Regions from separate parts of the Homo sapiens genome. Here all the other regions are linked to region 3. A link is a loop called in an ENCODE intact Hi-C map of the cell type or tissue named here. Cell type or tissue: B cell. All regions are shown on one strand. Links, peaks and the distances in the headings refer to the core of each region. The heading gives the core; the rest is flanking DNA. Region 1 has its middle 45 kb from the start of SLC2A1. Region 2 overlaps C1orf50 (chromosome 1 open reading frame 50). Region 3 has its middle 74 kb from the start of CFAP144.

The links. Peaks named below come from ENCODE experiments on the same cell type or tissue, not always from the same donor. Only the 100,000 strongest peaks of a DNase experiment are listed, where the experiment ranks them.
Region 1: a loop joins it to region 3, with 31 times the contacts of the local background. A loop is called at or near these places in 109 of 110 quality-filtered maps.
Region 2: a loop joins it to region 3, with 31 times the contacts of the local background. A loop is called at or near these places in 74 of 110 quality-filtered maps.

What each region holds. Positions count from the first base shown.
Region 1 is chr1:42,910,100-42,917,084 of GRCh38, forward strand. No RefSeq gene overlaps it. Among named protein-coding and RNA genes, the nearest start is that of SLC2A1, 45 kb to the right of the region's middle. In B cell, for the core only: CTCF peaks have their summits at 3,460 and 3,662; a DNase peak (open chromatin) is centred at 3,462.
Region 2 is chr1:42,775,187-42,782,093 of GRCh38, forward strand. C1orf50 (chromosome 1 open reading frame 50) reads left to right here. Exons shown (of 5, transcript NM_024097.4): 5 at 23-4,305. The coding sequence ends at 208. TMEM269-DT (TMEM269 divergent transcript) reads right to left here. Exons shown (of 4, transcript NR_133055.2): 3 at 1,478-1,638; 4 at 627-983. Among named protein-coding and RNA genes, the nearest start is that of TMEM269-DT, 6.3 kb to the right of the region's middle. In B cell, for the core only: CTCF peaks have their summits at 2,850 and 3,051; a DNase peak (open chromatin) is centred at 2,875.
Region 3 is chr1:43,070,301-43,077,285 of GRCh38, forward strand. No RefSeq gene overlaps it. Among named protein-coding and RNA genes, the nearest start is that of CFAP144, 74 kb to the right of the region's middle. RefSeq lists an enhancer at 1-161 and a silencer at 3,587-3,636. In B cell, for the core only: CTCF peaks have their summits at 3,498 (motif pointing left) and 3,697; DNase peaks (open chromatin) are centred at 2,711 and 3,511; H3K27ac peaks cover 1,093 bases.

The DNA.
Region 1 (6,985 bases), core at 1,352-6,351, 160 kb before region 3:
TGCTTTGGCTCTGCTGTCCATTATAGTAACTATGCCCACCATACCTTTGACAGTTTAGTGCTGCTACTTGGCCCCTGCCACCACATAATCTAATTACTCTGACTACCTTCGTTTTCCAGTTCAGTGGCTGTGATTCCCACTGTAAGATCTGGCCTACAGAAGAGAGTGATCAAGGATGTTGGAGAACCCTTCATAAATTTCATTTATTTATTTATTTAAAGATGGAGTCTTGCTCTGTCACCCAAGCTGGAGTGCAGTGGCGTGATCTAGGCTCACTGCAACCTCTACCTCCTGGGTTCAAGTGATTCTTCTGCCTCAACCTCCTGAGTAGCTGGGATTACAGGTGTCCGCCACCACACCCAGCTAATTTTTTTGTGTATTTACTTTCAGTAGAGATGGGATTTCACCATGTTAGCCCAGCTGGTCTCAAACTCCTGACCTCAACTGATCTGCCCGCCTTGGTCTTCCAAAGTGCTGGGACTACACCCTCATAAATTTATTTCTGAAAGTATTGTGCAAGATATGACTTCTGGACTCTCTTTGTATGGGTTAGTAGGTCTTAAATGACAAATCCATTGTAACATTCAAATTTTCCCAAGCCTTTGAACCCCTTCCTCTACATTAAACCAGAGAGATCGGGCATTTCCAACTCGCTCATCATGGGCCACCTTTTGATCCATGTTTCAGCCAAAAAACAAATGATTAGAGCCCTAACTTCCCCAAGAGGCAACATTAAATGCAGAATCTCTGCTTAGTGGGTCCATATCAATAAATTAGGCCTGTAAAGAAGGAGCAGGATTGGAAAATAATAAATTAGGCCATCCAACTTTATGTTCCTTCTGCCATTATTATATACTTTTAATATCCATTCCCACACATTCCCTAAATTTATGCTTATATAAGAAGAAAACTCAAATAATTCTTTTGGAATATAACATATCTTCTCATGAGCCATAAATCACTTTAAGGGCCTGCTGGGACTTGAGTCTAGTTAGGGGTGTAGAAGAAAGAGGAGAGGTGGGGATGAGTCCTGAGAAGAATCAACATTATCTTGCTTAGCAACTGCTTTAGTGGAGGCCACTACCATCCCTCAGGCAATTTAGGATTAATCCCATTGGGCAGAGGTAGAAAAGCCAGTACCACTGCAGTGGGGGAGGTCATTTTTGTTGGGAGTAAGGAAGCCACTTTTGCTGGGGTTGGGGAAGCCACTTCTGTTGAGAGTAGGCAGGCAACTTTTTCTGGGGGTGGAAAGAACTCTTCCACTAGCAAAAGAGACTTATCAGGATTTAAGACTCAATGTCCTCAGCTTCATTAGGGTCTTCCCCTAAGTCCCCATCCTAATATATTGGATGGGACATTATTTCCCAATGAATACCCTCACTTCAACAGTAGGCAGGGTGTAAGGCTGCCTACTTACACCCTGTAGTAAGGCTGCGTGTTCAATTTGCATTGTAATTCAGCCAATTACAAGATGAAATCTTCTGTTTCATTTGCAGCAATTTCAGTACTGAGGTTTTAGGAGATAAGGCTCTCCCTCAGGGCACATGTAGAAGCTCTTAGATCATTTATTTGAAGCTCAAGCTGGTAATTTGAATCTCTGAGCTCATCCTCCTCTTTCACCATTTTGTTCAGTGACATTAGGAGCAACCAACCAATGGCATTATATTCCTTGGTTTTCCAAAAACGTTTGAAAGTATCATATACAGAGTTACTTAGGTTTTTACTTCTTATATTTGGTAAACTAGGAGCATCTAATGCATATCTTTATAAATAGTTCATGCAATAGACTACTATAGAGTCCTTAGCATCTTGAAATCTAAGATGATTGAAGAGCCAATTCCATAAGCCCCAAAACCAATTCAGCAAACTCATCCTTAAAATTCTGTTGCTCTAGAACCACTCTCAGTATCGAAATCTGCATTAGTCAGGGTTCTCGAAAAAACCAGAACCAATAAGATATTTATACAGATATTAAGGGCAGATATATTATAAGAATTGGTTCAAGTGATTGTAGAGGCCAAGAAGTCCGTCCCATGATATACTGCCTGCACACTGGAGAAACAGGAAATATGGTAGTGAAATTCAGTGTGAATTTGAAAGCCTGAGAAACAGGGGAGCCAATGATATAACTCCCAATCCAAGGCTGGGGGCCTGAGACCCAGGTGGCTGCTGCTCTGACTCCTGAAGTCTGAAGGCCTAAGAATCAGGAGCTCCAATGTCCAAAGGAAGGAAATGGATGTCCCAGCTAAAGAGAGAGAGAGAGAATTCCCCCCTCCTCTACCTTTTTATTCCATTCAGATGGGCCCTCAATGAGTTGGATAAGACCTGCTAACACTAGGGTGGGTGAATCATTTTTACTCAGTACGCTGACCCAAATGCTAATCTCTGGGAATACTCTAAAAACATACCCAGAAATAATGTTTTACTAGCCATTTGGGTCTTCCTTAACCCAGTCAAGTTGACACATAAAATTAACCATTATACCATTCAAAGCCTGCCAGACACATCCTCTGACCCAGGTGCCCAGCTTGGGGGTGGAAGAGATCCAGTATAGGAAGTAGGTATTTTGAGAGCACATTCAAGGCAGACTTAGGAAACAAAATCCCAAAGGCAGCCAAAAGAATACTAATTTGAATCCTCCAAAAAGGTTATCTTCAAACTGGGTATTCATACCTGTGGATGTCCAAAAAAATTTCCAAGGAATATGTGAACATATTTAGCTTTAAGGGAATCGATGTCCAAATCCCGATCTTTACTTTCTGCATGTACTCTTTTCAAAAACTAATCTTCCTGAGAGGAGTAACATCAGTAATACAGCATAATAGGACATCTCAGACCTTGTTCCTCCATAGACACTGACTTAATATATGGTCCAAAAAGCTTTTATGAGAATTCTAGAAACTAGTGCCTGAGGCAAGTTCAAAGTCAAGAACAGCTATATTAAAATGGGTAAGAAGAAACATTTTCATTTAACCTACAATAGCCCTTTCCCAAAGCCAGTACAGCTTGGTGCTTTCAGGAGTAAATGCCCAACTTGAAGCTTCTACCTTGAGAGTGAAACAGAAGAGTAGAATGTGCGTCCAACATTCAGGCTTTTCAGGGGGCTCCCTGAGGGACCGGTTTCTGTCTTGCCTGACACTGAGTGCTGATAAAGTTAAAAAAAAAATTATATATATATATATATATACACACACGTATATATATACATATATGTGTATATGTATATGTGTATATATACACATATATACACATATATACATATATACACATATATATACATATATACACATATATATACACATATATACACATACACACACACACACACACACACACATATATATATATACATACATACATACACATCCCCTGGGGACTGCTGAGAACAAGAGACATCAACAGCTTGTTGTAGACCCTGAGAACTTGCAGTACTGTAGACAGACACCAGAGAGAGCAAGAGACCACAAGCTTCTGAAAAGACACCAGCAAACCTCTCGAATTGGGAAATCACAGGCACAAGCCCAAGAATACGTATCTCCAGAAAAGGTTTGAGAGACCACTCCCCCAAACTGTTAGTTGAGCTGAATGTTTAAGGTTTTCCCCTTTATGAAGCCAATCCATTAAAACTGGAAGACATGGTCATTTTTTCAAATCCACAAACTCTTGCAAAAAATAACAAGACATATGATGATAGTGGGAAACATGGTCCAGAGGACCAACTATGTATCAGAAATGGAACCCTAAAGAAACAGAGATCTATGAATTACCTGACAACGAATTCAAAATAATCATCTTAAAGAGGCTCAGTGGGCTACAAGAGAATCAGATACACAAATGAAACCAGGAAGTGACCCATAAAAACCAGAATACCAACAAAGACGCAGAGGCCGGGTGCAGTGGCTCAGGCCTGAAATTCCAGCACTCTGGGAGGCTGAGGCAGGAGGATTACATGAGCCCAGGTGTTTGAGACCAGCCTGGGCAATAGAGTGAGACCCTGTCTCTAAAAAGAAAAAAAAGAATCTGTTAAGAAAAAGACCAAATGGAAATTCTGGAGTTGAAAAAAACAATAACTGAATTGAACAATTCACTAGAAGGGATCATAACAGATCTAATTGAGCAGAAGAAACAATCAGGAAATTTGAGACAGGTTATTTGAAATTACTGAGTCAGGGGAAACAAAAGAAAAGATGAAGAAAAGTTAAGAAAGCCTAAGGGACTTATGGGATACAATATATGATCCAAAGAAGCCATCCCTGAGACACATAATAAACTGTCAAAAGTCAAAGAGAGACTCTGAAGGCAGCAAGAGTAAAGTGACTCATCAAGCACAAGGGAGCTCTTATAAAATTATCAGCAGATTTCTCAGCAGAAACCTTACAGGACAGAAGGGAGTGGGATGATATATTCAGAGCACTGAAAGAAAACCTGCCAAGCAAGAATAGTATTCAGGAAAACTGTCCTTCAGAAACGAAGGACAGAAATTTGGTTTCCGGTCCAGCATGTAAGGAGCTTAGAAGGTAACACTCCATCTAAACAGGTTAAAAGGCTGAGCAACAATAACAAAACCAAACAAAAGCTGAACAACTCTTCTTAGATTTGTTAGAGGAATGAGACCACTAGGCAGATTGCTGCCGCCAAAATTGGAGAGACAGGAAATACAGGCAGTCACAAGTTACTGGAAATGCAACAGATGAGCAGAAGCCTCTACAGGAGGTTTGAAAACAGGAATAGGAAAACCTAAACTGTAACTGCCCCAATTTTTGGAGAAACAGTGTGGACAACTCAGAGAGTTAAAAATTCCACCAGGGGCCAGGCATGGTGGCTCACACCTGTAATCCCAACACTTTGGGAGGCTGAGGTGGGAGGATTGCTTGAGCTCAACAGTTTAAGACCAGGCTAGGCAACATGGCAAGACCCCGTCTCTTTAAAAACTTTAAAAATTAGCTGGGTTTGGTAGTGCACTCCACTAGTCGCAGCTCCTCAGGAGGCTAAGGCAGGAGAATCGCTTGAGCCCAAAGGGGTTGAGGCTGCAGTGAGCCATGAGCATGTCACTGCACTCCAGTCTGGGTGACAGAGCAAGACCCTGTCTCAAAAGAAAAAAAACATTCCAGGGGTACTGAGTTATGGAGATGCCCCAACACTTTTGTGATTTTTACCTCTCAGAGCTCTACCAGATCCTCACAGTAAATCTCAGAGAAAAATCCCTTCATGCTTCTAGCAGAGGGAGGGGAAATAAACCATTTTGCAGTATGCCAAAGCATTCTGTTGTTTTTAAAAAGGTCTACCCTCAGGAGAAAGAATTTTGCCAGAGCCTAACCTACCCCAGGGAAGGGAAATACCCAACTCCAGCAGTCTGCAGCCTCCCACCTGGGGGAAAGGAAATACCAACTCCAGCTTCCTCTAAGCTTCCCTGTAGGAGAAGGGAGATACCCAACTTCAGTCTCCTCTAGTGGTTTTGCCCCCACCTAAGGGGAAAAAACAAAAGCTGAGAAGCACTGGTGAAGTTCACAGCCTAGACCCAAAGCCTCACCAAAAAACTGAGACCTAATAATAGAACTGTAGAACACTTCTCCCTCCTGCAACACCGCACTTCTACATTACTAAAGATCTATATCTTTTTTTTTCCCCCAAGACGGAGTCTCACTCTGTCGCCCAAGCTGGTGTGCAGTGGCTCAATTATAGCTCACTGTAGCCTCAAATTCCTAGGCTCAAGTGCTCCTTCTGCCTGAGCCTCCCAAATAGCTGGGACTACAGACATGCTTAGTTAAGGTTTTGTTGTTGTTTGTTTGTTTAGAGATAGGTCTCACTCTGTTCCCCAGGCTCTAAAGGCCTATTTACCACAGTTCCATTTACCCAGTACAAAACTGCTCATTTTTTTCCAACAAAAAAATTAGAAGGCACATTAAAAGAAAAAAAACCACAGCTTGAACAAATAGTGCAACCATCAGAAGCAGACACAGACATAGCAGGGATGTTGGAATTCCCCTAATCGGAATTTAAAACTACTATTGTGTCTGAAATTGGTGGGCTCTTGGTCTCACTGACTTCAAGAATGAAGCTGCGAACCCTCGCGGTGACTGTTAACAGTTCTCAAATGTTGTGTGTCCAGAGTTGATTTCTTCTGATGTTCAGACGTGTTCAGAGTTTCCTCCTTCTGGTGGGTTTGTGGTCTTGCTGGCTTCAGGAGTGAAGCTGCAGACCTTCACGGTGCTACAGCTCATAAAGGCAATGGGGACCAAAACAGTGGGCAGCACCAAAATTTATTGCAAAGAGCAAACGAACAAACCCTCCACACCACAGAAGAGCAGCCAAGCACATTGCCACTGCTAGCTCCGGCAGCCTGCTTTTATTCCCTTATCTGACCCCACCCACATCCTGCTGATTGGCCCATTTTACAGAGAGCTGATTGGTCCATTTTACAGAGAGCTGATTGGTCTGTTTTACAGAGAGCTGATTGGTCCATTTTGACAGGGAGCTGATTGGTGCATTTACAATCCCTGAGCTAGACACAGAGTGCTGATTGGTGTATTTACAATTCTCTAGCTAGAGGTAAAAATTCTCCAAAACCCCACCAGATGAACTAGACACAGAGCACTGATTGGTGCATTTACAAACCTTGAGCTAGACACAGAGTGCTGATTGGTGTATTTACAATCCTTCAGCTAGACATACAGTTTCTCAAAGTCCCCACCAGATTAGCTAGATACAGAGTGCTGATTGGTGCATCCACGAGCCCTGAACTTGAGACAGAGTGCTGACTGGTGCATATACAATCCTCTGGCTAGACATAAAAGTTCTCCAAGTCCCCATCCAACTCAGGAGCACAGCTGGCTTCGCGGAGTGGATCCCGCTCCAGGGCTGGGTGCGGAGATGCCTGCCAGTCCCGTGCCATGCACCTGCATGCCTCAGTCCTTGCACAGTTGATGGGACTGGGCACTGCGGAGCAGGGGGCGGCACCCGTCGGGGAGGCTGGGGCTGCGTGGGA
Region 2 (6,907 bases), core at 1-5,000, 300 kb before region 3:
CTGCCTCCTTTGCCTTCTCTAGGAATGGGGGACAAGTTGTCCACATGACTTCCTTGGTGCCTACAAACTACAGCATGACTTGTCCTGGACTCCGTATGAGGACATTGAGAAGCAAGATGCTAAAATCAGCATGATGGACACGTTGCTAAGCCAGTCAGTGGCCCTGCCTCCGTGCACTGAACCCAACTTCCAGGGACTGACTCACTGAGAGTGGGCTTTGACAAACAGCTCTCACAGGACCTGGCTGTCAACCTCCTTGTTGCCCCCACTGTTGCCTTGAGAATTGAAGACATGTAGGTGACTCACAAACTTCTTGGAAAGAGACCCTGTGTGAATGTAAATGCTGTCATTATGACTTTTAATTGGGATGGGAATAATCATTGAGACAGAGTCACTGTCTTTCGGGATCCTCTTTGGACCACAGATACCCAAGTCAGTCAGTTTCAGAGTATTGGCCAGTGTACTTTCCTTCTTCCTCTCCATCACTTCTTCCCTTAAGTTAAAGTGTTAGAGAAGACCTTCTTCCCATAAAAAGGTTGGTGGATCGTTTTCCAGAGAGAACTGTTTTCAGTCTTTTATATATATATATATATATATATAACTGGTAGTATTTAACATTGGGGTTGAGGCTGTCTCACAGTTGGTGCAACTCCAGTTTAAAATTCATCTGGGAACGAGAATGTTGAGTAATGGAGGGTGATTTAAAAAACAACAACAACAACAAAAAAAAAAACACTTGGCTTGGCTGGACCAGAGAGTGTGTGATTCTGGGATTTCTGTGCTGTTGATGAGGTTTGTCTTGCCCCTTTTGCTCTCTCTGCCTTGCTAGAGTGACAGAATCTGAGGCAGCAAAGGCCAGGTTTGGGGAGAGTCAACTTTGAAACTCACAAATTTTAGACTTGGAAGAGACATTGGATGCTGCCACTAATCATTATAGAGTCCACTGTGTAGTCTCCCAAGTTGGAAATCCCAGGCTCAGCCACCTGCAGCAGAACAAACCCATTTAAATGGCTACTTAACACTGTGGAAGAGAGTAAGGCAGTAGAGTGAGAAGCAAGAAAAACAGCCAAATTGTTGACTGTGAGTTAACTCAGATTGAAATCCATTTTGACCAGAATTATTCAAGAACTTAACAGGGTTTTGGCAAAATTACTGTAGTTCTTATTCTGACTAGGCTCTTGTAGGACTCTACCTTCTTTCCTATCTGTTTGGTGGAATTAGCTAAGTTTATGGATTATTTCGCATGGCTATAATCTATTGCAATATGCTGTAAAAGGAGGGAGAGATGTGTACTTGAACTGACAATTGGCCAAATTTCTCTCTGGGAATGATGTTCCTGATGCTGATCTGTTTGGTAATACCCTCCCCGGGCCGCCCCCCGATTCATGGTCTTTCCTCATAAACTGCATTTCTTGTGAGCTGTAAGAGGTCTACCTAAGGCCTAGCACAGGATGGGGCTAGAATCTAACAAACTCACTCCGATGATACTTGGTTGCTCGGTTCACATGGGAATGCTCTTTGGACTCAGCTGCAGAGGTCTTTTGCTCAGGTGCTGCAGAGCCGGATGGAAGAGACATTAGTGGTAGAGTAGTGGATTCTGACTACAGAAAGTTTCCCAGGTTTTCAGAAGGTTCTGACCTGCATGATGATGACACATTTTGAATAGGTGCTTTATTAGTTACAGATAAACAAATTACTGCAAACTTAATGGTTTAAAGCAACACCTATTTATTTCAGAGCTTACAGGTTAGGAGTTCAGGCACCATTTCATTGAGTCCTCTGCTTCACAGTTTCTCTGAAACCCTGGAAGGCTGAAATCAAGTTATTGGTCAGGGCTGTTCTTATCTGAAGGCCTGAGTGGGGAAGGATCTGCTTCCAAGCTCACTTAAATTGTTAGCAGAATTTCTTTTCTTTCCTTTCTTTTTTTTTGAGACAGAGTCTCGCTGTATTGCCAGGCCTGAGTACAGTGGCTCAATCTCAGCTTACCGCAACCTCCGCCTCCTGGTTCAAGTGATTCTCCTGCCTCAGCCTCCTCAGTAGCTGAGATTACAGGCGCACGCCACCATGCCCAGCTAATTTTTTTATTTTTAGTAGAGACAGGGTTTCACCATGTTGGCCAGGAGGGTCTCTATCTCTTGACCTCATGATCCACCTGCCTCAGCCTCCCACAGTGCTGGCGTTTGAGCCACCATACCTGGCCTGTTGGCAGAATTTCAATTCCACAAGGGTTGCTGGCTTCCGGGGTTCCACTAGCTGACTGTTGGCTGGAGGTTGCCCTCACTTCCTTGCCACACGAGCCTCTATAACATGGCAGCTTTCTTAAGCAAAGTAAACAAGGATTAGAGTCTGCTAGCCAGATGGAAGTTACAGTCTCATGTAGTCTGATCACAGAAGTGACATTTCATCACCTTTGCCGTAATCTTTTGGTTGGAAGCAAGTCACTAGGCTAGCCCATATTCAAGGGAGGGAGTTATACAAAGGCATGTATACCAGAAGGCAGACATCATTGAATCATTGAACAGATCCTAGAATCTATCTGCCACAGTGCTCAGTTGAGAAGAAGAAAGGAAAATTCTAGGTAAAAAAGGCAATATTACTAAGTGGTTAAGTGTGATGATGTCAAAGTCACAGATCTGCACTTGACTGTCAACTCTGACAAGACAGCCTCCCAGCTGGCATCCCTGCTTCCCCCTCTGTCCCCTCTCCAATCCATTCTGCATGCAGTCATCAGCTTGATCATTTGAAAATGCCAAATCTCCCTCACTCTTGACATTTCCTAACCTAAAGAGTGGGAGAGTAGTGATTGAAAAGAGAGAAACTGCCTTCTGTTCAGTAAGATGTACTCCCTGCACTGACCACCAAGGGGTGTCATTGCTCTTTCCTGGTTAAGCCAGTTACCACACTTGGGAAGGGCTAGTGGCAATGTGAGGTGATTTGGGGCACCTCAGAATGGGAAACTAGGACCCAGTGATTATATACAGTAATCACTTTTCATTTACCCATCCATCTGTTCACCTGATAATTTCATTAGTGTTAAGTGCCTTCTAGGTTCCAGGTTCTGGTGAATAATGGAGCTGAATAAGAAATCACAATTTCCAGGGAGCTCACAGTATAGTAGGGAAGGAAACAAGTTAACAATTACAAGATGCTCTAAGAAGGGGTGTGATAGAGGTACGCATGGAATACTATGGAGCTCCGGGGAGGGGTTCCTTACTGAGCTTGGAGAATTTGGGAAGACACTTGGAGGAGCTGATGCCTGCTTGGTGTTGAAAACCATACAAGTTAGAACTTTCTGGAGGCTCCAATTGCCCTTTCATAGGAAGTTTGTCTTTTGGGGGTTGGGGTAGGGTTCATTTTTGGATGGAGTTTATTTGTGAATGAAGAAAGTGACAACCATTTAAGCCATATCAACCAAAGCAGTCCTGGCAATGAGGAGGGGTGGAGTGAGATATGTCCTGGCTAGAAAATCCTTGTGTTTAAAAGCTAGGAGATAGTTGAAGACAGGGAGGAAAAAACATTCCAGACAAAAAATAACATGGAAGGGACATTGACCAGAATTGACACGACATTTGGGGAATCGCAGCCAGTTAAACAGGAGAATATGGACTGGGGAATATGAGAGAAGAACTAATGGAAGGATTTGGGGAGGCTGGTAATATTGGCAGCAGAGTTTGGGTAGAGGGAAGACAGGAGATTCCATCCCTAATCAAGGCAAGGGATGATGGGAGTCTGAATTAAGCAGTAGTAGAATGAGAGGGCCTGTATTTCACCAATTACAAGGTGTACTTCCCCCCCCCCCCCCCCCACATTTTGGTGTCTGTCAAACTTGGACACTTCTAAAAGTCAATGGCATGTCACAGTTTAAGTGGCATTTTTTCTTTCTTAGAGCTACATAAAAGAATCATAACAAGCTGGGCGCAGTGGCTCACGCCTGTAATCCCAGCACTTTGGGCGGCTGAGGCGGGCGGATCACGAGGTCAGGAGATTGAGACCATTCTGGCTAACATAGTGAAATCCTGTCTCTACTAAAAATACAAAAAATTAGCCGGGCGTGGTGGCGGGCGCCTGTAATCCCAGCTACTCGGGAGGCTGAGGCAGGAGAATGTCGTGAACCTGGGAGGCGAAGCTTGCAGTGAGCCGAGATTGCACCACTGCACTCCAACTTGGGCAACAGAGCAAGACTCCATCTCAAAAAAAAAAAAAAAAGAATCATAACATAGCATCTTACATTTGATGAAGCATGGCACATTGAAAGTACAATCGATTGCCATCTTGTTAATAAAATGTCAGAGGGATTAGAGGAAAGACTCTTAGATGATGCTTGAATTTCTGGCTTGAGTGTCTGCATTGAATAGTGGGGATCCCCTCAACAAAATTTTCAGGAGGAGGAGGATATCCCTGTTATTTTCCAGAATAATCAGTGATACTCTGTGATATTGATAATCTACCTTGTTGGCCCTTACCAAATTACTGGGTGTGAGTAACAGCTGACTGTAGCTCCCTTTCTCTACCCTAGTGCTCTGGAAGGAGGAAAGGAGAGCTGGCTTGTATCTTACTTTCTCAAGTTATCAGTCCACAAACATGAAGAGTATTAGTGTTACAGATACAAAGATGATAACTACTGTCTTATGAGCCTTTATTCTGCTAAGTGTATCCATTATCTCTTTTAATCTTCACACAACCCACCATCAATGAGGTATATAGTATTCTTATGTTACACAGCAGGAACATCTCAGAGATTCTGAAACTGGCCCGTGGTTATACAGATGGGAAGTGGTAGAGGTCAGATTCAGACACAGTCCTGTTTGAGTCTGACCATAACCTTAATCCTGTTTGGGCCAATTAAGACAGTCGTAAAAGATCTCAGTATAGAGCTATAAAGAAGTTAAATCACAAAAGTGATAAAGTAAGTTTTTTTTTGTTTGTTTGTTTTTTTGAGACAGTCTCACTGTGTTACTCAGGCTGGAGAGCAGTAGCTCAGTCATAGCCCACTGCAGCCTTGAACTCCTGGGCTCAAGCGATCCTCCTGCCTTAGCCTCCCAAGTAGCCAGGACTACAGATATACACCAACATGTCCAGCTAATTAAACATTTTTTTTTTTGTAGAGATGAAGACTCACCATGTTGCCCAGGCTAGTCCCAAATTCCTGGCCTCAAGCAGAATAAGATGTTTATATGAGATACTATTGGAGTAGTTCACTTGAGCATTTAGTGATAGGTATGTAGAGGATGTATATCAAGGTATAGAGAAGTAACTTATTTAAGGTCATACAACCTATAAACAATTGAGCTCATATCTCTGGCATTAAAGCCTGGATATAGAACCCCCATCAGAAGATAGGGTTCATTTGTTCCTTTAAGGAGCTGGAGCTTGGGAGGAAGGAGCTACAATGTGCCTGGAAAAATTTCATTTCTGTAGTCTTAAACAGCATTTGATTCAGTGGAGCAGTCTGTACTTGAAAGCTTTTTTCTTCATTTTGATTTGTAATATTATCATCTACTGCTTTTCTCTACTTCACTGACTGTACCTTTTCTGTGTCCTGCTCCTCCTCTTCCTGACATCTACATTCTGAGGCCAAGTCTATGGCCCCCTCCTCTTTATCTCTGCTAAGTGGTCTAATCCATTCCCCAGGCTTTAAATGCTGTCCACGCGCTGCTGACTCGCATACATATCTCCAGCCCTCATCAGTCCCCAAGTTTCATGCACACTTGTTTGTCCAACAGCCTTATTTGATATCTCTACTTGACTTGTAGTCATTACAAATTTAACGTGTCCAAATCTAAACTCTTGAGTTCATCCCCAAAACCTGTTTCACCACCAGGCCTCTCTCTTTCCATCAGCACCTGTCTCACACTGTTGTGGCAGCCACAACAAGAATGACCTAAGTCATTCTTGATTTCTCTTGTTCTCCCCATACCAGTCAGCAAGTCCCAGCTCTGCCTTCAAAATGTATCCCAAATGTGACTGCTTCTCTTCACCTCACCCCTTTCCCCCTTAGTCCAAGCCACCAACATGTTCAGCCTGGACAATGCAGTGATCTCCTAACTTGCCTCCCTGCTTCCACAGAGGCTGTCAGCAGCATCTTTTAAAACTACAAGGCCAGGCACGGTGGCTCATGCCTGTAATCCCAGCACTTTGGGAGGGTGAAGCGGGCGGATCACGAGGTCAGGAGATCGAGACCATCCTGGCTAACACGGTGAAACCCCGTCTCTACTAAAAATACAGAAAATTAGCTGGGCGTGGTGGCGGGTGCCTGTAGTCCCAGCTACTCGGGAGGCTGAGGGAGGAGAATGGCGTGAACCCGGGAGGCGGAGCTTACAGTGAGCAGAGATCGTGCCACTGCACTCCAGCCTGGGCCACAGAGCGAGACTCCGTCTCAAAACAAACAAACAAACTACAAGCCAGATCACAACACTTCTGTTAAAAAAAAAAATCCCAGAATTTCTCATTTCTTCCCTAGATTCTATGTGATCTGCCACTCTCAGGACTCAGCATGTTCCTGCTTTGCTGACCTTGCTGTTCTTCCCACACACCAAGCTCATTGCCGCTCATTTACATTTGCTGTCTCATCTGCTTGGAGCATTGCCTCCAGGGTCTTTGCAGGTTTGTGTCTTCTCATCCTTTAGGTCCCTGCTGAAATACCACTTCCCTGATTACCCTATCAGAAATACCAACCCTTCTCACATTAAAGTGGTTCTGATTCTGCTTTGTTTTCCACAGCATTTAGCACAACCAGAAATGATTTATGTTTTGCTTCTGTTTATAAGTTCTCTGATTATAAGTTCTGTGAGGACAGAGACTGTCTTTGTCTTGTTTACTGCTGTCTCGAGCATCTAAAATAGTGCCTGGCGCATGATAAACACTCTTAATAATGAATAAGTGGGCCAGGCATGGTAGCTTATGCCTG
Region 3 (6,985 bases), core at 1,336-6,335:
ACAGGCCCAGAGTGAGGGATCTGGATCCCCCAATCACCTTCTGGAAGGGCAAGGACCATGTTATCAGGTCCGCTGTCTCCCCATCACCACAGGCCTCTCCTCCATCATGCTGCATGACCTACCCTGGGTAGAGGAAGAGGAATTTGAGAAGGCCTTGGAGGGAGCATTTTGACATATGGAGGTGGGGTTGAGACTCTGGGTGGCAAGAAGACATGGGTTAAGGTGTGGAAGTGGGCAGCTGAGGAGTGCGGTCAGAATGGAGAGTGGGACAATTGGACACACTGGGTCCTAGGACTGAAATGGCGTGTCTGAGCTATACATGAGGGTCCCCGCAGACCAGGTGGAAGCATGTGGACTTTATCCTGTAGGTGATTCTGGTAAGAGGTAAAATTGCCATGTAGCTGAGTGGTTTAGGGCACATGATCTGCAGTCGAATCAGATTATCTTGTATTCCAATCCCAGCTCTAAGACTTTGGTAACTGTATAACCACACATCCCTGAGCAGATTAAACGCTCCATACCTCACTTTTCTCATCATTGGAATGGAGGTAATAGGCCATGCATGGTGGCTTGCATCTATAATCCCAGCACTTTGGGAGGCCGAGACAGGACAATAGCTTGAGTCCAGGAGTTTGAGACCAGCCTGGACAATGTAGTGAGGCCTTGTCTCTATTAAGAAAAAAAAAAAAAGAAATGGAGATAATGATAGTATTTCCCTTCCATGTTTGTCTTGAGGAATAAAGGAGAATACAGGCAAAGCCCTCAATGCCTGACACTGGTCAGTGCTCAGTAATAGCTGTGATGCTCCTGGTGGTGAGGCCTGTATTTAAGGCTAGCCCAGAGGGACAGAGAGAGGACAGGGACACCAGTGGGGAGTCCACGAGAATCATGTGGATGAGATGCCACGCTGAGGTCCATGACGCTGTCCCCTGGGTTAACTGGCTGGAGTCCTCAGCAGGGCTGCAGGAAGGTGGGCAGAACCCCCTCCACTGAGTGGCCTTGAGTTTGTTCCTGGGTGACCAGCACCTGAAAAACCATTTTCAGAGGAGGATTGGTGGGATGGGGAGGAGACTGGGGAGAGATGGGGCTCAGCTTCTGACAGCCTGAGGGTAGTGGGGTGGGGCCCGGGAGAGATTTGGGAAGCTCAGGTCACTCATTGCTCGTGGTGCTGGAAGTTGCTGGTTTGGGTGAGGTCATGCACCAGCCTAAGAGAGAGGAAAGGTGCCCTGCAACCCAGGGAACCCCTTTTGAGCCAGACCCTTGGGAGAAGCAGCAGCCACAGGGGCTAAGGAAACCAAGGTAAGCAGTGGTCAGAGAAGGTGAGGGAAGAATGTGCTTCAAGGAGGGAGCAGTCAAGACAGCCCCGTCTGGGGAAACAGCCAGGTGAGGAGGTAGAGGTGGAGGAAAAGGCAGCACAGAGGCCATGGGCTTTGGCATTGAAGAGGCCACCTCTGTAGAATCTGCTTTGCAGAAGAGGGAACAAAACCCAAGCTGCGGCTAGATGAGGGATTAATTAATGGGATGGGGAAGTGGAAACAGAGGCAGGTGTCCTGTGACTGCTCAGCAGCTTGGCTGAGGAGAAGGGGGAACGATTTGTGGCAGCCAGACAGGGGAGGTTCGGAGCCTTCTGGGGATGGGATGACAGGGGTGATATTCTCATATTTCCAGTGGAGAAACTGAGGCTCAGAGGGTTAAGAAGCTTGTGCAAAGTCACGATAAATTATTGGGGGAAGGCAGCCCAAGATCTCTGACTCTTAATGTAGTAATTTTCTAAATGGACAATTGAAATAGTGTAATACACACACACACACACACACACGGATATTAGTTCTGATCATAGAAGTAAAACATGTGCATGGGAGAAACCTAGAAACATGTGCAAAAATGTAAGAGAAAAACACAAAAATCACCTGTAATTCTACCACACAGAGATAAATGTTTTTACCATTGTGTGTCATGACTTTCTACTTTTTTCCTCTGCAAGTATACGTAAATACATACTGGGATCATGTTGCACAAGGTGTTTTGTAAATCCCTTGTTTCATTTAGTAACATAGCATAAATGCTTTTCCATAAGAATAAATATTCCTTGAGAATTTTTTTTTCTCTTTTAGCTCACAGTCTAGGCAGGAAGATAAGACTTACAGATGGGATTCTACAGTAAGCAGTCAAGCAAAATTCATGAGGTGGTGGCGAAGTGGCTGCATCCCTGGACTGGGAGCACAGTGAGCTGGCTCTTTGGCTTCTGACTTGTCCACTGATTGGTTATGTGGCCTTCAGCACACATAACGTATTTGGGCCTCAGAATCCCAGATATCTCCAAAGGGTTATCAATGAGTCTCTCAAGGCAAGCTGTCATGATGACAAAAGTGTTGAGGGAGAGTCTTAGAAAATGAAACCATGCCGGGCACGGTGGCTCACACCTGTAATCTTAGTATTCTGGGAGGCTGAGGTGGGTGGATCACCTTAGGTCAGGAGTTCAAGACCAGCCTGGCCAACACGATGAAACCCCATCTCTAAAATACAAAAATGAGCTGGGCATGGTGGCACGTGTCTGTAGTCCCAGCTACTCGGGAGTCTGAGGCAAAATAATCACTTGAACCCAGGAGGCGGAGGCTGCAGTGAGCTGAGATCACACCACGGCACTTCAGCCTGGGCAACAGAGCGAAACTCCATCTCAAAATAAAACCCAACAACAACAAAAAGGAAATGAAACCACATTATCATCATGATTCCGCAGGTCAATTTCTTTATCTGAAACTTGGGAAGCGTGTTTACCTACCTTGCCTGCCAGGATTGGTGATAATCAAATTAGATTAATTATTATTTTTTTTGAGACGGAGTCTCGCTCTGTCACCCAGGCTGGAGTGCAGTGACATGATCTCAGCTCACTGCAGTCTCTGCCTCCTGGGTTCCAGCAATTCTTCTGCCTCAGCCTCCCAGGTAGCTGGGATTACAAGCATGTACCATTACGCCTGGCTAATTTTTGTATTTTTCATAGAGACAGGGTTTCACCATGTAGGCCAAGCTGGTCTTGAACTCCTGACCTCAGGTGATCCGCCCACATTGGGCTCCCAAAATGCTAGGATTACAGGCTTGGGCCACCATGCCCGGCCTAGATTAATTATGATGTCTAAAAACAACTAATATTTGGACAATGTTTTGCTGTTTACCCACATTATCTCACTTAATCATTCCAACAATCCTATGGGGTAGGTACTGTTTTTGTATTCTATGTTTCCGGATAAGGAAACCATGGCTTGGAGAGATGGTGTCACTTGCTCAAGGTCAAAGGTAGTGAGTGGTAGAGTTGGGATTCAAACGTAGCTCTCCTTGTTACTAAAGCCATGAATCTTTGCACTGTGCCATTGTGATGTGTGATGCAGGCCTGCAGAGCAGTAGAGGGACATGGAAAAGAGGAAAAGAGAAAAAAAAGAGTAGAAAGTCAAGCTGCTTCATCCTTGGTTTAGCCGTTGTCGTCCCAGGTACCAACATCTGTGGGGAGTTGCCGCCCCCTGGTGTTCTATATGTGATATGTCCTGGAAGGGAGGAGAGCTAGCAATCTGCTTGCTCCACAGTAAAAGTGGGAGGAAGGAGCTCAGAATACCCCAGCTTGTCCTTTTAGAGTCGGGACGGGGGGTGGTGGTGGGTGCATATTTCACCCAACAGTTCTGGGTAGAAGCTTGGTATATTTCAGCCCCTACTTGCTCCTTATCTGGGTGCCCTAGTGCAGGGTTAGTGGCCACTTTGACAATATTCTATTTCTGACTCAAGTGCTAGTTAGAAGGGTGTTACATCATAATTATTCTTTAAACTCTCCATTAATGTTTCATATGCTCTTCTGTATCTATGATACAACTCAATAGAAAAAATAGGATTTTTGGCAATTCTTAGGGAATAATTTTTACTCTGGGCCGAAAAAATTTGTCATTGGCATAGCATCAAATGGCAGAGTGGTACAGCCAACACCTGAAGATGTGTACTTTAAAGGGCTTTTTCACCTGTTACCTCATTTTACAGTACCATAGCCTTCCAAGGAAGGTATTTATTTTCATTTTACTTATGAGAAAATAGGCTCAAGATTCCCCCGACCCCGCCATCCACCTGTCTGAAACCAGGAAACTTTCCAGAATCCCACACTGCCCCATTGTGGCAGCCCTTATGGCTCACTCAGTAAATAGGCCATAGTGGCATGCCCAAATGAGATCCATGTTGCCTCCAAAATCTAATGTGATGCTTCTTTCTTTGTGATGGGAGATGCCAGATGCAACAACTATCCTTAATCTTACAAGGGATATTTTCATGTTCACCTTATAAACGATATTTTGATGTGCTAGAGAGCTCTGGAAGCAAGAAATTTCACTAAGGTGGTAGATTCCTTAGTTTTTGTTTGGGATTTGTTCCATACCATCTGGTATATATGTGTCTTACCAGCGTGTCTAGGGTATCAAGTAATACTCACCTAGTCCAATCAATATGATTTTATCGTGTAGTAGGCCAGCATGATCTCCTATGAAATGGGGAAATTATTAGGTCCTAGCAGGCTAGAGTTTGATAGAGGGCTGGACAGTTGATATAGCTTTGAGTGAAGAAAGTGAAGTTGTATTGTTAACTCCACCAGGTAAATGCATTCTGCTTCTAGAGGTCCCTACTGACTGACATTCCTAGCTCTCTGTCTTTGGATATCTTGTTCTATAGTGTACCAAGGATGTTTTGGCCTTTCTCCTTAATGTAATATAGGCCACCATTAAGTCCAAGTTTCAGTTAGCCAGCCCAGTAAGCTGTTATAGCCACTATCAGTTTCTTGAGCTAACATATCTGTATCAATGAATTCAGTGCAATCAAAAATTACATTTTTCTCTCTCTCTGGTATAACACTCTTGTAATCCACTTCCCTAAATATTTCCCAGGCTTTTACTAGTATAGCCTTGCAAAATGTATACTGGCAAAACCTTGCAGTTCTTTTGGTGTTTTTGATATCTATTCTTCTTTTTTTTTTTTTTTTTTTTTTTTGAGATAGAATCTTGCTCTGTCACCCGGGCTGGAGTGCAGTGGCGCGATCTTGGCTCACTACAACCTCCATCTCCTGGGTTCAAGCAATTCTCCTGCCTCAACCTCCCGAGTAGCTGGGATTACAGGCACCCACCAGCTAATTTTGTATTTTTAGTAGAGATGGGGTTTCGCCATGTTGGCCAAGCTGGTCTCGAACTCCTGACCTCAGGTGATCCACCCGCCTCGGCCTCCTGAAGTGCTGGGATTACAGGCATGAGCCACTGCGCCTGGCCCCCTATTCTTTGTTAATTTGTATAAATTTAAGGTTGTACAAGTGTAGTTTTGTTACATGGATATTTTGAGTAGGCAAAATCTGGGCTTTTAGTGTATCCATCACCTGAATAGTGTACATTGTACCCATTAAGTAATTTCTCATCCCCCACCCTCCTCCCACTCCTCCACCCAATGTCTATCATTCCACACTCTATGCCCATGTGTACACATTATTTAGCTCCCACTTGTAAGTGAGAACATGTGTTATTTGACTGTTTCGGAGTTGTTTCACTTAGGATAATGGCCTCTAGTTCCATCCGTTTTGCTGTAAAAGACATGATTTCATTCTTTTTTTTTTTTTTTTTAATTTGAGACAGAGTCTCGCTCTGTCGCCCAGGCTGGAGTGCAGTGGTGGGATCTCGGCTCACTGCAAGCTCCGCCTCCCGGGTTCACGCCATTCTCCTGCCTCAGCCTCCGGAGTAGCTGGGACTACAGGTGCCCACCACAACGCCAGGCTAACTTTTTGTATTTTTAGTAGAGATGGGGTTTCACCATGTTAGCCAGGATGGTCTCGATCTCCTGATCTTGTAATCCGCCCGCCTCGGCCTCCCAAAGTGCTGGGATTACAGGTGTGAGCCACCGTGCCTGGCCAATTTCATTCTTTTTATGGCTGCATAGTATTCCATTGTGTATATATACCACATTTTCTTTATTCAGTCATCCATTTGGTTCCTATTCTTGAGTCACACTTTGTAGTCCGGTAGTCCTTCTTTCTCTTTGGATCTACTGTGATTTGAGTATTATTATGTGCCTGGAAGGAATGATGGATCATGCATATGGATTTTGAAAAGAATCAGTATGCCTCTTCAAGGTGATTACCTCTAGAAAGATAACTATAGAATCTTCTGGAAAGGGGCAGCTAACACCTTCAGATGAGAGGAAGGGCTGGTTTTCATGGCAAAAGAGAACTAGTATAATTTGGGGGCTCAAGGGGGTTTAAATCTACCGAAATGCCCCTATTACAATTCTCAGAATCTGTCTTTTTCTATCAACAATATAACTTTATATTTAAAAAGCAAGGCTGTGAATTTAATTTATATGTAATTTAGTCAACCACAGGAACAGATTCTGGTTTTCATAAATCTAGACTTTGCACTACAAAAAATAAGGGATTCCCTCAAGTTGGTCATATTTTCTGGCTTTCTACCTATGTAGCCAGCTGAGAATTTAAAGCTCTGACTTTGCCATATTATTTCTCCAACATGCTCAGAAGAAGCCAGCCCGTCCTATAGTCTTTGTATTCCTTATTTCTATCATAATGTTCTTTTTTAAATCTATTTTTTATTCCTCCTTTCTTTGCCAACCAAGAAGCAGCACTGGAATTTTTATGATAATGTTCTATTACTATAGCTACTTAGTAATAAGTAGCTTATTAAGGTAATTTTACACAGTATTTAAAATAATATATGCAACCCATCATGTGAGGTCAGGTGTGAAATTCTCCTCTTGTGGCGTCATGTTAGAGCTCAAAAAGTTCTAGGCGTTAGACAATTGTGGATTAAGCTACTAATTACTAGCCTTGTCATTGATAGGTCCTTGATTATAACCATTTGTAGGTAATAATTTAAGTAACTGCATTAATGTTGCATCCCATGGACTAGCAGTATCCCCTTTTCCACATGGATATGACAGCCACATATCATAAGAGGACATGAACAGA